2 separate regions of the Homo sapiens genome follow, and region 2 is linked to region 1. Evidence: chromatin loops called from intact Hi-C (ENCODE). Cell type or tissue: heart right ventricle. All regions are shown on one strand. Links, peaks and the distances in the headings refer to the core of each region. The heading gives the core; the rest is flanking DNA.

Region 1 (6,582 bases), core at 2,169-4,668:
GAAAATGATGACTTAACCCTATAATGTCTGAAACAGAAAAATAAAGAAGGAATACAGGCATATTTTTGGAGATATGGAGGTGATAAAATAATCAGCTGAAGGTGTTGAAAGTGATTGCTTCTGGGAAGGGGAAGGAGGAGTAAGGAAATGTGTATGATTAATTGGCTCTTTAACTTATATACATGTGTAAGTTTGATAAAACTAAAAACTAACTGACAAGCAGAGGAAAAGGACGAGGGGATGAAGGGTGGAAGACAGGAAGGGAGAAGTGGGAGAAATGGAAAGAATGAAACACAAGAGAAGGAAAAAGAGGGTGCACAGATTCTTTTTTCTGAGCAGATGATGTTTTGGCTGATTGATACCTGGTCTTGATCATGTATAGGATTCTGAACTTTAGGCAGCAGGGTTTTCAGAGTGCACAATTTGATCTGCAATGTGTACATAGGCACATTTTCTCCTGTCTTCACAACACTAATTGTAGGGTTTAGATCACTCTCAGTCTGCCTGTAATCATTTATTAACAAACCAAAGGAATATCACAGGAAAATTTTTCCAATTCATGCTGGGCTGTGACAGACATGTCTGAGACAAGTCCATTTACACCAGTGCAGCTTTTGCCCAGCTGTTCAGACATTCATGATACACTTGGGAGATCACAGCTGTGTTTGTAGAATTTATACTTCAGATTAAAGTAGAATTTAATAGCTATTTAGAGCGTATTTTAGAAGACAACCCTTTGATCTTCTCAAGCATTATACACTTACAGGTTTAGCTGCTATGTACAGAAAGGAGCAGGGCAGCTCTGTCAAAGAGTAAGAGGCAAACAACCTTTAAACTACTGCTGATCTCCTGGTGTGACCAGATTTCAGTGGGTGGAGACTTATAGGAAGATGTGCACACTTCTCTTCCATTTTCTTTCTATTCTGCATTGCAGTGAACCCTATTGGAATCACTGGGAATAACCTTTTCCCTTGACTAAGCGGGGTGTATGGGGGACCCAGAGAAGATAAGAGCCCCCATAGATGTGGGTTCCAGTTTCAGGGATGCCAGTCATCTGGGCAATTTACTTCACATCTCTAAGCCCCACTTTCCTTACCTATGAGAATTCCAACATTCTTTCAGAGGTTCTTGAGAGGATTATCTGAAATCATGTAAATGAACAATACAGTTCAATGAATAATGAATGAAACTATTATTACCCTATGAATTCCCTTGCTAATAACCTTGGTAACCACTGGCTCTGCTTCTTAAAAATGATGCCCACTTCAGGTGACAATATTTACAGTTCAAATTGGGACCCATCACATGCATTTGAACTTGACCACCATAACAATTCTGAGGAACAGAATGAGCAGGTGAAAGAGATGACCAGAGGGGTTAAATAACCTCAAGGTCATCCAGCTGGGAAGTAGGAAAGTGAAGATTTGAACCTGAATCATTCTGGTACCACATTTATGAATGTTCTCACTTGTGTACTATCAGGAGCAGTTGGAATTGTTCCTTATACTGAGTGGGAATTGGCCATTCATTGACATTAACCCCTTTCTTTGAAGCTTGACAGTCTTTCAAGCTTTTGAAAAAACAGCTACTCTGCCCTGCAATGCCCCCCTGACCTGCTGCTCAACGGTTTGAAGCTAAGACTCAATTACCCCACTTGCAGGTCAAATGCTAAGTGTCTTCCAGGCACCAGCATCCGTAAAGACATGAGTGTCCCAGGTCATTGGCAAAAGTCCCAGCCAAGGGCATTGGAAACTTCGGGTGGCCTTGTGTGGGTGGTGGAGGATACTGGATGCTTAGATCTCTCAGAAGGCCTTGCCACAAAGCCCTTTGTGACAGCTTGTCTTATACACATTAGGCTTAGTTAGTCATCTTTGCAAGCTTCTAGGAGGCTGGCCAATGTGACGATTGGAGTAATCACCTGATAAAAAAGTGTTCAAGGCCCATTTCCCTTGGCCAGACTGCTCCTGTTCTTAGGGCAGGCTATGCATTCCCACTTGATTAAATCAACAATGTGCATTTCATTCACATACAATAGTTTTCATGAACTGAAAACTGCATCCAAGGCTGCCAGTTTCATTTTCCTGTAAATTTGCTGTGCAGCCCTCAGTTAGGTGACCCCAATCCTTCATCTGTATGGGCCTGGAGGGCTGTGCATCTTGGAGGCAGCAGGGAAGGGCAAGGGAGTTTTGCCATACTAATTGGTAAAGATCATCCCAAATGCAATGCCAGTTAGAACAACATACCCTTGGAAATAAAACTCTGAACACAAAATAACACAATTCAAATCCCAGGGAGAGTAAGAAGGCACAGGTTCTGGATGAGGAGGGAAAAATACAGACTCTGACAAATTACTTTGTGCTGCTCTGTGTCTCCCCCTGGGCCAAGAGGTCAGAGTATCTACTGGGTAGAGACATTGGCTTTGAGTACATCTGTGTGGGCTTAGGATCCAATTCCCAGATGGAGACAGTCCAGATGGTGCCAGCAGCACATGAGTGGGAGGGTTCAGTCCCTTGGAGAAGGAGTAAAATCATATTCCCAGATGGAGAGGTCAAGGCTGTGGATATTTTTGGTGCCTTTCAGTAGGAGGACAACGTTATTCCCACACCTGATTGGCAATCTCTTTTGGCGTAATGGAATTTACATGTTGGCAAGGATGTTGTCACGTGACTCTGTTACAGAAATAAACCTCGGGGTGCTCTGCTTGTCTGTGACGTATGACTCCCTTCCCTGCAGGCAGACTTCCTTGTCTGCAGGGAGTGAGTGAGAAAAGCACTCGTTGGATAATTTTAGAGAAGAGAGCTGAATATGACTTCCTTTCTCCTCTTTGATAGAACACAGGAAAGAGGAACTGTTAACCTGTTAAAAGCGCATCTTATCCGTATAGCTCAAGTCAACTTGTAAACCAATCAACAGAAGCGTGTTCCCAGCCAAGCAGTGCTGTTTACCATTTCTATAAACCTTAGCAAAGAGGCTAGCAATAGAAAATATAACAAAGATTGAAATTTCGCATCATGTACTTTATGTAATTTCCTGGAGGTAGAAACTTACTCAGGAACTCTTAAAAACTCTGTTTCCCATTGGAATTCCAAATCCTGTTGGAAGTTGCAAATATTGCTGGAATTTTAAGCATATTAGTGAGAAATACCTAAAGTCCATCCTCTTAAACATTTGATAAAATGAATCAGAAGTAAAGTGTGCATAATATCTTTTCTTAATGAAAACACTGCCACCAACTGGTTAATAAATGGTTTCGTCTACTTTTTTATTGACTAGAATAAGCAGTCTTTTTTTCTTCATTTAAAAAGGGATCCCAATTTCTATTAAAAGTAATTGTTTTCTCTTTTCATAAAAATTAATAGCACCTCATAACTGCTTGTCATTCTTCAGTCGTTAACAGAGTAAAGATGACCTGAAAAAAGCATATGCTTGCCATTCCCTAAGCAACAGTGGGCAGCGCTTTAGAGGGCACACCGATGGTTTCCAGGGGGATGTGTTGAATTTCACAATTTCAGTCTAGTGAATCACACAGCCCAGTTCATTAAGCTAATGGGACAGTTGTCCTTGTTTTTATAAAAGTAGGAAGAGCCCAGCTTATAGAGTCGATGACCACAGAAAATACCTTTTAGCAGCCTAAAGATACCCGCATGCTGGGTGGGTAAGTCCTTTGGTCCTTATTGAAAAGGAGTCCAGCTCTCTCTCTGCTTTTGTACTGGATATGCTCCAGAGGACTTATGTTGACTTTAGAACTTTAAGTGACCTAAGCTGTCTTGAAGTGTTAAGGCACAAAGAAAAAAAAATAAAACAGAAAAAGAAAAGGGAAGAATCAAAACAGCTACATCGGACGAACATAAAATGAACTCAGGGCTTCCACCTGATCAGATTTTGTAAAATCTGAACCATTGTCTGGACACTGACATGCATTCATCCAGGTCAAGTGTGGCAGGAGCCAAGCTGGTGTGCCTGTCACTTTGCTGGGAAGCATCCCTCACTGAGGAGGGAGGGAGCTGTGAGAGGAGCTCTTGTTCATGGGGAGCACAATCATGATGTTTACGCCAGGCTCAGTTCCAGGCGCTGCCTCAAGAGGTCTGAGCTGTACCTTCAAGGTCAGCAGGTGAGGTCTCCAGGGGTGGGCGTGGGAAACGTCCCAGAAAGTACCCACTGAATGTGGTGCCCCAGGTGAAGTCAGGTTCAAAGAAGAACCAAGAACAGATCTTGGGGTGGAGATCACTATGGGCTTGGGGTCAAAGGAGCATGAACTGGGCCAGCAGCCCCTCTCAGCCATGAAGACAGTGGAATAGGGAGAGGTGACCCACATTCGAGAATCTAGCCACGGAATAGTCTTGGCTTTGTTTCCTTGAAGTTTGGTTTTATTTTTAGTCACCCATGTCTGGAGTAGCAATTCCTGAGCTGTTACTGACTATGCTCATTCAGCAGGATGTTGGTGGGTGGGGTCCAATCATTCCAAGATCTGCCGAATTACACAAAGCTGAACAATGTGTTGTGGCCCGCACACTTATTCCACTATGAAGTTCCTTTTAACAGAGCATGGTGTGGTACTTGTGCCGAGGAACAGGCACCAAGAGACTGGCAGCGCCTACTGCCTCCCACCCACTGGGTCCCCTCCACCTCACCCCAGTACCAGCGGGATGGGCCCTGAAGGCCAGGGCCGGGTAACCGCACCGAAGTTCCAGGAATCTGCTTTCACTGAGGCACATCGAAAGCCTTGTAAGGAAGATTACCTCACTCACCTCCAGCCTGGGGGTAGGTGACCCCAGCACCACTGTGGGGTTGGGAAATGGGCTGATATTCAAACTGACGTGTTCCTGCTCCTTCCACACCACACAGTGCAACAGAAGGGCACGGAGTCTGCACAGTGACCCCAGGCCTGCTGGAGACCTTGGCCATCTCACTTGTCTTCTCTGAACCTCAGTTATCTCACATGGAAAATGAGGGCTTTGGGCTAGAATGATCTCTTGAGGACCTTAGCTGTTCTCACATTCTGAGGTTCCCCCAACCACGACTGTGTGTGGCTGTGTGGTACACACTCATCCACACACAGGGTGCTCACTACAGTAAGAGCTTGGTACGGGGAAGCGTGTAGCTGCGTGGTCATATCAAGTGAATTTTCCTGCTAAAATTTGATTCCAGTTGTTTCAATGGAACACAGTCAGATAGAGGCAGTGGCAGAGTGGAGAGAAAGAGAAAGAGAGAGAGGCGGCATTCACTTTCACTAGAGTCCCTTTTCTTCCAACGAATGAGGAAAATGGTAAGGACTCCCTGAATAAAAATATTCATTTATCAAAATGGCATTAATAAGAAAGGGGGAGGGATCATTAAGAATTTAAAATATGAAGATAAAAAGCTCTCAAAGGTTCCTAAGCACCAACATTAAGCTGTAACATCATTTATTAACTACAAGATTTTGTAGGACTCTTTACAGTTAATATTTAACTCAGTTGAGTTCACAGGCATAAAAGTATTTATGCAGCACAATTACATTATTTCAGGGCAAGTGTCCAGTTTAGGATATTCGAAATGCCTGGCACCACTGGAATTCTGCAGCAGTTAATGTTCAAATAAGGTGCAAAGCAAACGTGTGGACTGGTAAGAGTTTCCCATAGGCTTTCAGATGATCCTGAGAAATAAAGCATAGAGAAATATTTGTATTAAAAAAGTCCATTCAAAAATATGCATTTTGATGGCACAGTGGGGTGAGTGTAGTCAATAATAATTGTATATTTTAAAATAGCTGAAAGAGTGTAATTGGGTTGTTTGTAACTCAAAGGATAAATGCCCGAGGGGACGGATACCCCATTCTCCATGACGTGCTTATTTCACATTGCATGCCTGCATCCAGACATCTCATGTACCCCATAAATATATGCACCACAAGGTACCCACAAAAATTAAAAATTAAAAAAAGAAAAAACTCAATACCATTCAATATGAAATTACTCTGTGAAATATGTGAAAGACCTGTCTGTACACAATAACAATCAATGTTCAAGAAGACATAATAAAGAAAAAAAATTGTCGTTAAAAAATAAAATATGGCTTGGTAAGTTTTTTAAAGGACAATTTGCTTGAAACATTCTTGCTTGCCTACTGGGATTTTTGCCACCCTTTTCTCTTAACACCATGTCAGCCTGACACTTTAATAATATCCAGACCTCATAGGATTCATGGTACTGGTTTTAGCAAGAGACGCCCTCAGTTACTCGACCCTCCCAGCTACCCCGCTGGCATCCCAGGTCTTCCCCGGCCACAGGCCCCTGGCTCTCCCTGTGGATTCTCCCAGACGTGTGACATTGACCTCCTTAACGCTGCTCAGCATCAGCCTGACTACTGCAGCTTCTCTACTCGAGTCATCAAATCCTCCATTAAGAGGAATCTCCCAAAGCAAACACACCCAAACACTTCCCTGAAGAGCAGTTTCCCCAAATTGGATGCTCTTGGCCTCGCTGCAGCATCTCATGACCTCGGCTTTCGGGCTCCAAGCCTGAGAAAAGCCGAAGCATCCTCTCACTGTGCGTCCTGTGGCCGGGGTCCCTGCACAGCCCTCCCTTCCGGGCGGTGAAATGA
Region 2 (6,582 bases), core at 2,484-4,983, 280 kb after region 1:
AGTGGGAACTCACTAGATGGAGAGAGAAATGAATCCCTCCCACCAGGGCAAAGCTGACAGCCAGAGGCAGGGCTGCTGCCGCCTTGCAAGACACACCTGGGCCTGCGCGCAGATGGCTTCGTTGGCCTGCGAATGCTTCAGATGAGGCAGACCTAAGGTCCCATTTTGGATACTGTTCATAAGGACACAGAAGAAAGAAGTTTGTATAAATGTCACTCTCTGAGACAGGTGAAGAGAACATTCAAAACCCAGGACAAGCACCAGACCAGGCGTTCAGCTCATGCGTTGTTTTTCAAGTTAATTACAAATGTGGTCCATAAACCCCCACTGCTGACTTGGGGGCCACTTCCTTTCCTTTTCTGGCCACAAGACAACAGTGGGACTTGGCTAGGAGGAGGGACCAGCCTCCCCTGGGTGGGAGGTCACTTGTCTCAGGGTGGGGGGCCCATAGTGAAAGACCAAGAGGGACAGCCAGGGCCTCCAGAGCGGCCACCCCAGGCAGCACCCCATGGGCTGCGACTAGCAGTGAAGCTCGGGTCCAACCGTGGAGAAGGAGGGAGAGGCAGGGTGCCAGGAAGGCCACCTGGGCAAAGTGCTGGGCGGCTCGGGCCAGAGGAGGCCAAGGCAGAGGGATGGGTCTGGGCCCGAGAGGTCAGGTGAGGTGGAGCTGGCACTGCCTGGGGAGAGGCTGTGACTGGGAGGCCCCTGGAGCCTTGTGCAGGAGCAGCGTCTGCGGGAAGGGCAGCTGAAAGCAGGAGCACATCGGGTGCCACCCAGTGGGGTGGAACAGCAGAGAAGAAGGCAGGTGCCCCAGGCAACTCCTTGATGTGTTTGCCTTGAGGAGGGGCCCAGAGGATGCTTCATGGGGACAAGAGGTGCCAGTAGAGGGGAGAGGCTGTGGTTTTAGGGAAGAGGACAAGAGGAGGGAGGTCAGAGAGATTGGGGTTGGCCTGGAGTTCTAGGGACCGCTCGTCTTTTCAAGACTTTTCTGACTAGACCTTCTGGAGAACTTTTTATAATTTCCACTTAGAGTTTTTCCAGAGGAGGAACAAGAGGCTTTGATGGGGACATCCAAGAACTGGTGTGACCTGGGGGATGGCGCTGTGCCTGGCAGAAGCTGTGCCCCAGGGGAAGGAGGCAGGCCCTAGTCCCCAGACTCCCCTCTTCTGCAGCTAGAAGGAGGATGGCAGGGCCAGGCAGGACACAGAGAAGAGCCAGCAGGGCCCATCCCCTCTAGGTGAGCGGGATCTCCGGGCCCCCAGGAAATGGGAGCATCCAAAGCAGCATTGACCACAAGGGGCAGGGAGGAGAGGCTGGAAAGGAGGTCTGTGCATAACGCCTCCGATTCCTGGTAGAACCTCACAACAGCTCGTTGACGGCGGGTCGGTGAGCATTTAAAGAGCAGCAGATTCTCATTCAGAGGCAGTGTGGTTCCATGGAAAGCAAAGCATTTCAGTGATGCGTGCTTAATTCAATCAGCTTACTTTACGCAAAAAGGATCCAGTGCCAGGAGTCCCCGGCCTGTCATGAAGGGTGGGGACAACGGTGTCCAAGAGCCACAAATAAAATGCCAAGGGAATGCTGTGACGGGGGCCCTGGAGGGCTTTGTGGAGGAGGTTGAAAGATTCTCAGAGCCTTCAACAATGCTCTGTGGAAGAATTTGGGAGGTTACATTGAAATGGTAGGTGGGCGAGGCTGGGGGAAAAAGGGAAGATTTCCAACACTTTGGATCTACAAGGACACAACAGGTTTTGTTTTTTTAAATGGCTGTGGCTAAAATCAGCTTCCTGGTAGCATCATAAATGGGGATGGAAACCCTCATAAGCCTGGTGTCAGTGGTGGTGGCACCTTGGTGAGCAGGTGACCAAATGGCCTGAGTGGTGACGTTAATCTACCTGTTCACTGGCTGTTGCCAAAGCGAGGCCTATTGGGACAGGTTTGCATTTCTTCTTGGCTTCTAAGACCAGGTTATGACAGACATCCTACAATGCAGGAGGAGCTGGACAGGAGGACAACATCACACCTGGCCCTGCCATCCTCCATCTCCAGAAGCCATGGTCCAGCAGGGAGATGCACGACTCATGGTCTTCCACGCTGAGTGGAAAAGCCATGGCAACGCGGGCACTGCCAGGGGTTTCAGGGTGCTCTGCATCTGTTTCTTAAATAAGACTGTCTTGTTAATCCTGAACATTCCAGCTGCTTTTGTCACAGTGTCCCCGGACAAGAGGGAGCCTGAGAGAGACTTAGAGATCAGGAGAAGCAAACCGGCCCACAAGTGTGATGGATGCTGTGTCAGAGTGTCTAGGATCCAGGAGCCCCGCTCTCCCCTTAGAGACGGATGCAGTTCCGTGCACACAGGCCCTCTTTCCTGTGTAGGGGAGGGGCATGCTGTCTGCACATGGCATGCTCCCTCCTGCCCAGGGAAGCCAACTGCCATATTAGCAAAGATGGTTTGAAAATGAACAAGAATCCCAACTTAAAATATATATATATATGCAGTCATTCCTTGGTATCCGAGGGGGATTGGTTCCAAGACCCCCATGGTAACAAAATCTGCAGATGCTCAAGTCCCTGATATAAAATAGTGTCGTATTTGCATAGAACTTACACAATCCTCTTGTGTACTTTAAATCATCTCTAGATTACTTATATATATCTAATACAATGCAAATGCCAAGTAAATGGTTGTTATACTGTCTTTTTAGAATTGGTATTATTTTTCATTGTTGTATTGTGATTTTTATTGTTTTTTAAAGTATTTTTTATCCTGGCAGGGTGCAGTGGCTTACGCCTATAATCCCAGCATTTTGGGAGGCTGGGTCACTAGACCCTAGGAGTTGGAGACTAGCCTGGGAGACAAAGTAAGACCCCATCTCTACAAAAAAAAAAAAAAAACGCTGGATGTGGGGTCGGGCACCAGTGACCTCAGCTACACGGGAGGCTGAGTCAGGAGGATTGCATGACCCAGAGGTCTAGGATGCAGTAAGCCGTGATCACACCACTGCACTCCAGCCTGGGTGACAGAACAAAACCCGTCAAAAAAAACAAAAAACAAAAAAAAACAAAGAAACATAAAACTGTTTTTTAATCCGAAGTTGGCTGAATCCATGGAACCCACAGGTGTGTAGAAGGACATCTCCCACAATGTTAAGTCATCACTTACCAGTGTCAGCTTCCTGATGTGGCTAAGTTTAGACACACACGCGGGCTCGCACGAAAGATCCTAATGTCGAATAAATTGGGGGGAAAAATCAGTTCAGCTAGATGGACAGATTCCTGGAAGTCTTAGTGTGCACACATGTGCTGTGCCTGTGCAGGAGGGCAGTGGGGAAGGCAGAGCCCCGTGTGAAGGGACATCTTTGACAACAAGAGCATTTCCAAAACCACCGGGGAAGTATGCATGTGCAGCAGGTGGGTTTCAGTTCCCTCCAGCGTCTCACATGCTGGAACGGTCTCTCCATCAGCTCTGACCCAGGCCCAGAGGCCTGACACTCCTGCTGAGTGCTCAGGTCCTGGTGGCACAAGCCTTCCCCAGTCCTGCAGCCTTCGGGAAGCGGCGGTGCCCAGGGCGCAGAGCTCTGGCGTTGCACTCATGGGCTTATGCTGCCCTCTAGTGCTGTGCTCTTGAAATAGCTGTGTGGCTTTGCCACTTAAAGCTGATGCGGAATCTAGGGCCTCGTGGGCCCTCTAAAGAAACTGCCTCATTGCATCAAAATCAATGCCCTGCTCTTCTAACAGACGCTCTCTAATGCCCTGTAATGAAACCCATACAGATGATCACCTATCTATGCTCCAAATCGCAAAAGATAAACATAATGTCTTAACTTTAATATAAAGTGGAAGTATAAGAACTTAAAGAAAAGTAGCTTTTATAGCATGGAACTTGTCTTGCAATGAGCTTGACCTACACTCACCAGAAGCAATTTCTTAAATACCCACTCAGAGGTGACACTGCTTCCGCTGAGAAACGCTCGTGGAAGGTCGGGCTGGCCAGCCTTGCTGTAAAGGGCCAGGTGGTGCATACGCATGGCTTTGTGGGCCATAAGCTCCCAGCCACACCTACACAGCCCTGTCATTGTGACGCAAAGGCAGCTGCAGACAGCAGCAAGTGAATGGGCATGGCCACATTCCAACAAAACATCATTTGCAAAAAGAGGCAGTTGGCTAGATTTGGCCCAGAGGTTAATGATTTGTGGATCCCTGGTCTAGAGCATCCCCTTCGGTTTACAGATTGGGAAACTGAGGCTCAGCGTAGAGGAGGGGATAGTGGTCACGACTAGGAAATTAGACCCTGAGCCAAGTCCACTGGCTCCAGCCCATCCATCCCAGCTCTTTGGCCGGAGCTCTGCGGGCTGTGACTCAGGTGGTCTCTCCTCAGGTGTACGGGGGAGGTTTGGTGACCCCAGGGATGATCCCAGGGAAAGGAAGGTCTGTGTTGGGCTTTCTCTGACAACGGCAGTTCCCTCCCATGCCCCCCGTCCTCCCCAGCTCTGATTCATTCATTCACTCAGGTCTCCACTGAGTACCAACCTGTGTCTGCCCACCCTGCAGTCATTCCTCCTGGCCAAGCAGCCTGTGCTGATCACAGCTCCCAACCCCTAGAAAATGAAAATAAAGATATGCAAATTACATCATTAGATTCAACAGGCAGACACTCGGTCAAATGGCTCTAAAAGTGTCTTGGCTCTCAGTTCCTCTTCTTGCTGCATGGTGGGATAGCAGATCCCGTGATGGGCTCCAGCACTAGCTCCAGGGCGGCCAGGCTGGCTCGTGGCCTCATGGAGGTGGGGACCAGGCAAGCTGGGGCTTGGTAAGGCTCCTGGCAACCCAGGGCCCATGGGGTGGCCGAAAGGGCTGTGCTTGTGTGTGTCCTTGTCCTCAAAGTCACTCACTGTAGCATCCCCTTGTCCCCACAGGCCCCTCTTCCCCGCAGGAACTCTCAGGATGGGCCGCCCCTGCACCACTGGGCTGAGAGGACCAGAGCCCAGGAACTGTCTGTGGTTCCAGGGTTGGGGAAGCTTCCAGTCATATGGGAGCTCATAAGGCCAGGACCCATCTCTTCAGCTAGGCTAGGAGGCCAGTCTGGTCCCAACCTCCTGGCTCCTTACACTGTCCTCATCCTGGGGGCCCAGGCTAACAACCGGAGTCAGATCCTGGAAGGAGGGTGTCTACTGGGGGTCTAGAGGCATGGAGATGGCTCCTGCAGGGGCTGGAGCTGGCTGAGGTCAAGGGTTCCCTCGGGGCCAGGGAACAAGCACCTTCTACTAGCCTCTTGGGGACCTGGAAATAGCAGACCAGGGCCCACAGACCTGGGCACTTGTCTGGCCCCCTGGATTTAGCCCCATGGTAAGTTGGGGAGGCTGAGGATTCACTTTTGTATCCTATTGCTGATGGAGCCTGTCAGACAGACACAGCAGGGATCTGTGATGGCCGCGCTCCAGAAACCCAGGAGCAGGTCTCGGGGCTCTTTGAGAGGCCCTGTGGTGAAGCCAGGCTGGGATCATGAATCAGCCGGGACAGGCAGGGAGGATCTGGGATTCTGGAGCAGGAGTAGTGGCCTAGAACAGGAGGGGGCCCAGCAAGCCCAGGTCCAGGCCCCACATTTGACAGAAGGAAGCAACGCTGCCCCCCAGGGGAGCGGCCTCCAGAATTTCAGGAAGCGTCAGTGTGTTTGTCTGCTTGGGCTGCCTTAGCAAAGGTCACAACCTGGGAGGCTCCAAGCAACAAAAGTTTACTTTGTCACAGTCACGAAGACCAGAAGTCCCAATCCAAGGCATCCGCAGGGCCATGCTCCCTCCGAAGCCTCTGGGGGTGAAGTCTTCCTTCCCCCTCGGGCCAAGCCCCGGTGCTGCTTGGCTGGAGGGGCATCGCTGCACTCTGCCTCGTCTTCACACACCTCTTCCTCCCAATGTCTGTCTTCACTCAGCACTCTCCTCTATATGCGTCTTCATGTCCAAATCTCCTTCCTCTTATGCAGACACCATCACATTGAATTGGGGGTCCACCCTACTCCAATATGATCCCATCTTAACTCGACTAATTATATCTGCAATGACCCTGTTTCCAAATAGGGTCACATTGACAGGTGCCAGGGATTGGGGCTTCACCATTCCCTTCTAGGGGATGTCATTCAGCCCACACCAGCACAGCACTCCCCAGGTTCCCCTGAGTGGGGCAGGCGTTCCCCGGCCTCAGGCTCATCTGTGGAACACAGGCCCTGGGACACACCAGCTAACTCAAGAGTCTCTTCCTGGACAAATATACAAGGGTAGGCCGGGCATGGTGGCTCATGCCTGTAATCCCAGCACTTTGGGAGGCTGAGGCGGGCAGATTGCCTGAACTCAGGAGTTCGAGACCAGCCGGGGCAACACAGCAAAACCCCATCTCTACAAAAAATACAAAAGTTAGCCAGGCATGGTGGTGCGCGCCTGTAGACCCAGCCACTTGAGGGGCTGAGGCAGGAGGATGACTTGAGCCCAAGAGGTTGAGGCTGCAGTGAGCTGACATGGTGCCACTGCATTTCAGCCTGAGTGACAGAGCAAGGCCCTGTCTACAAGAGTTCTCTAAAACCTACTAATTCTC

What was found. A loop is a pair of places that touch in the nucleus more often than their neighbours do. Peaks named below come from ENCODE experiments on the same cell type or tissue, not always from the same donor. Only the 100,000 strongest peaks of a DNase experiment are listed, where the experiment ranks them.
Region 2: a loop joins it to region 1, with 2.7 times the contacts of the local background. A loop is called at or near these places in 16 of 110 quality-filtered maps.

What each region holds. Positions count from the first base shown.
Region 1 is chr10:127,574,364-127,580,945 of GRCh38, forward strand. No RefSeq gene overlaps it. Among named protein-coding and RNA genes, the nearest start is that of NPS, 28 kb to the left of the region's middle. In heart right ventricle, for the core only: CTCF peaks have their summits at 2,387 and 3,238 (motif pointing left); no DNase peak of the experiment used is centred there; H3K27ac peaks cover 2,343 bases.
Region 2 is chr10:127,850,564-127,857,145 of GRCh38, forward strand. No RefSeq gene overlaps it. Among named protein-coding and RNA genes, the nearest start is that of CLRN3, 39 kb to the right of the region's middle. RefSeq lists a silencer at 3,527-3,606. In heart right ventricle, for the core only: CTCF peaks have their summits at 3,586 (motif pointing left) and 3,785; a DNase peak (open chromatin) is centred at 3,598; H3K27me3 peaks cover 1,027 bases.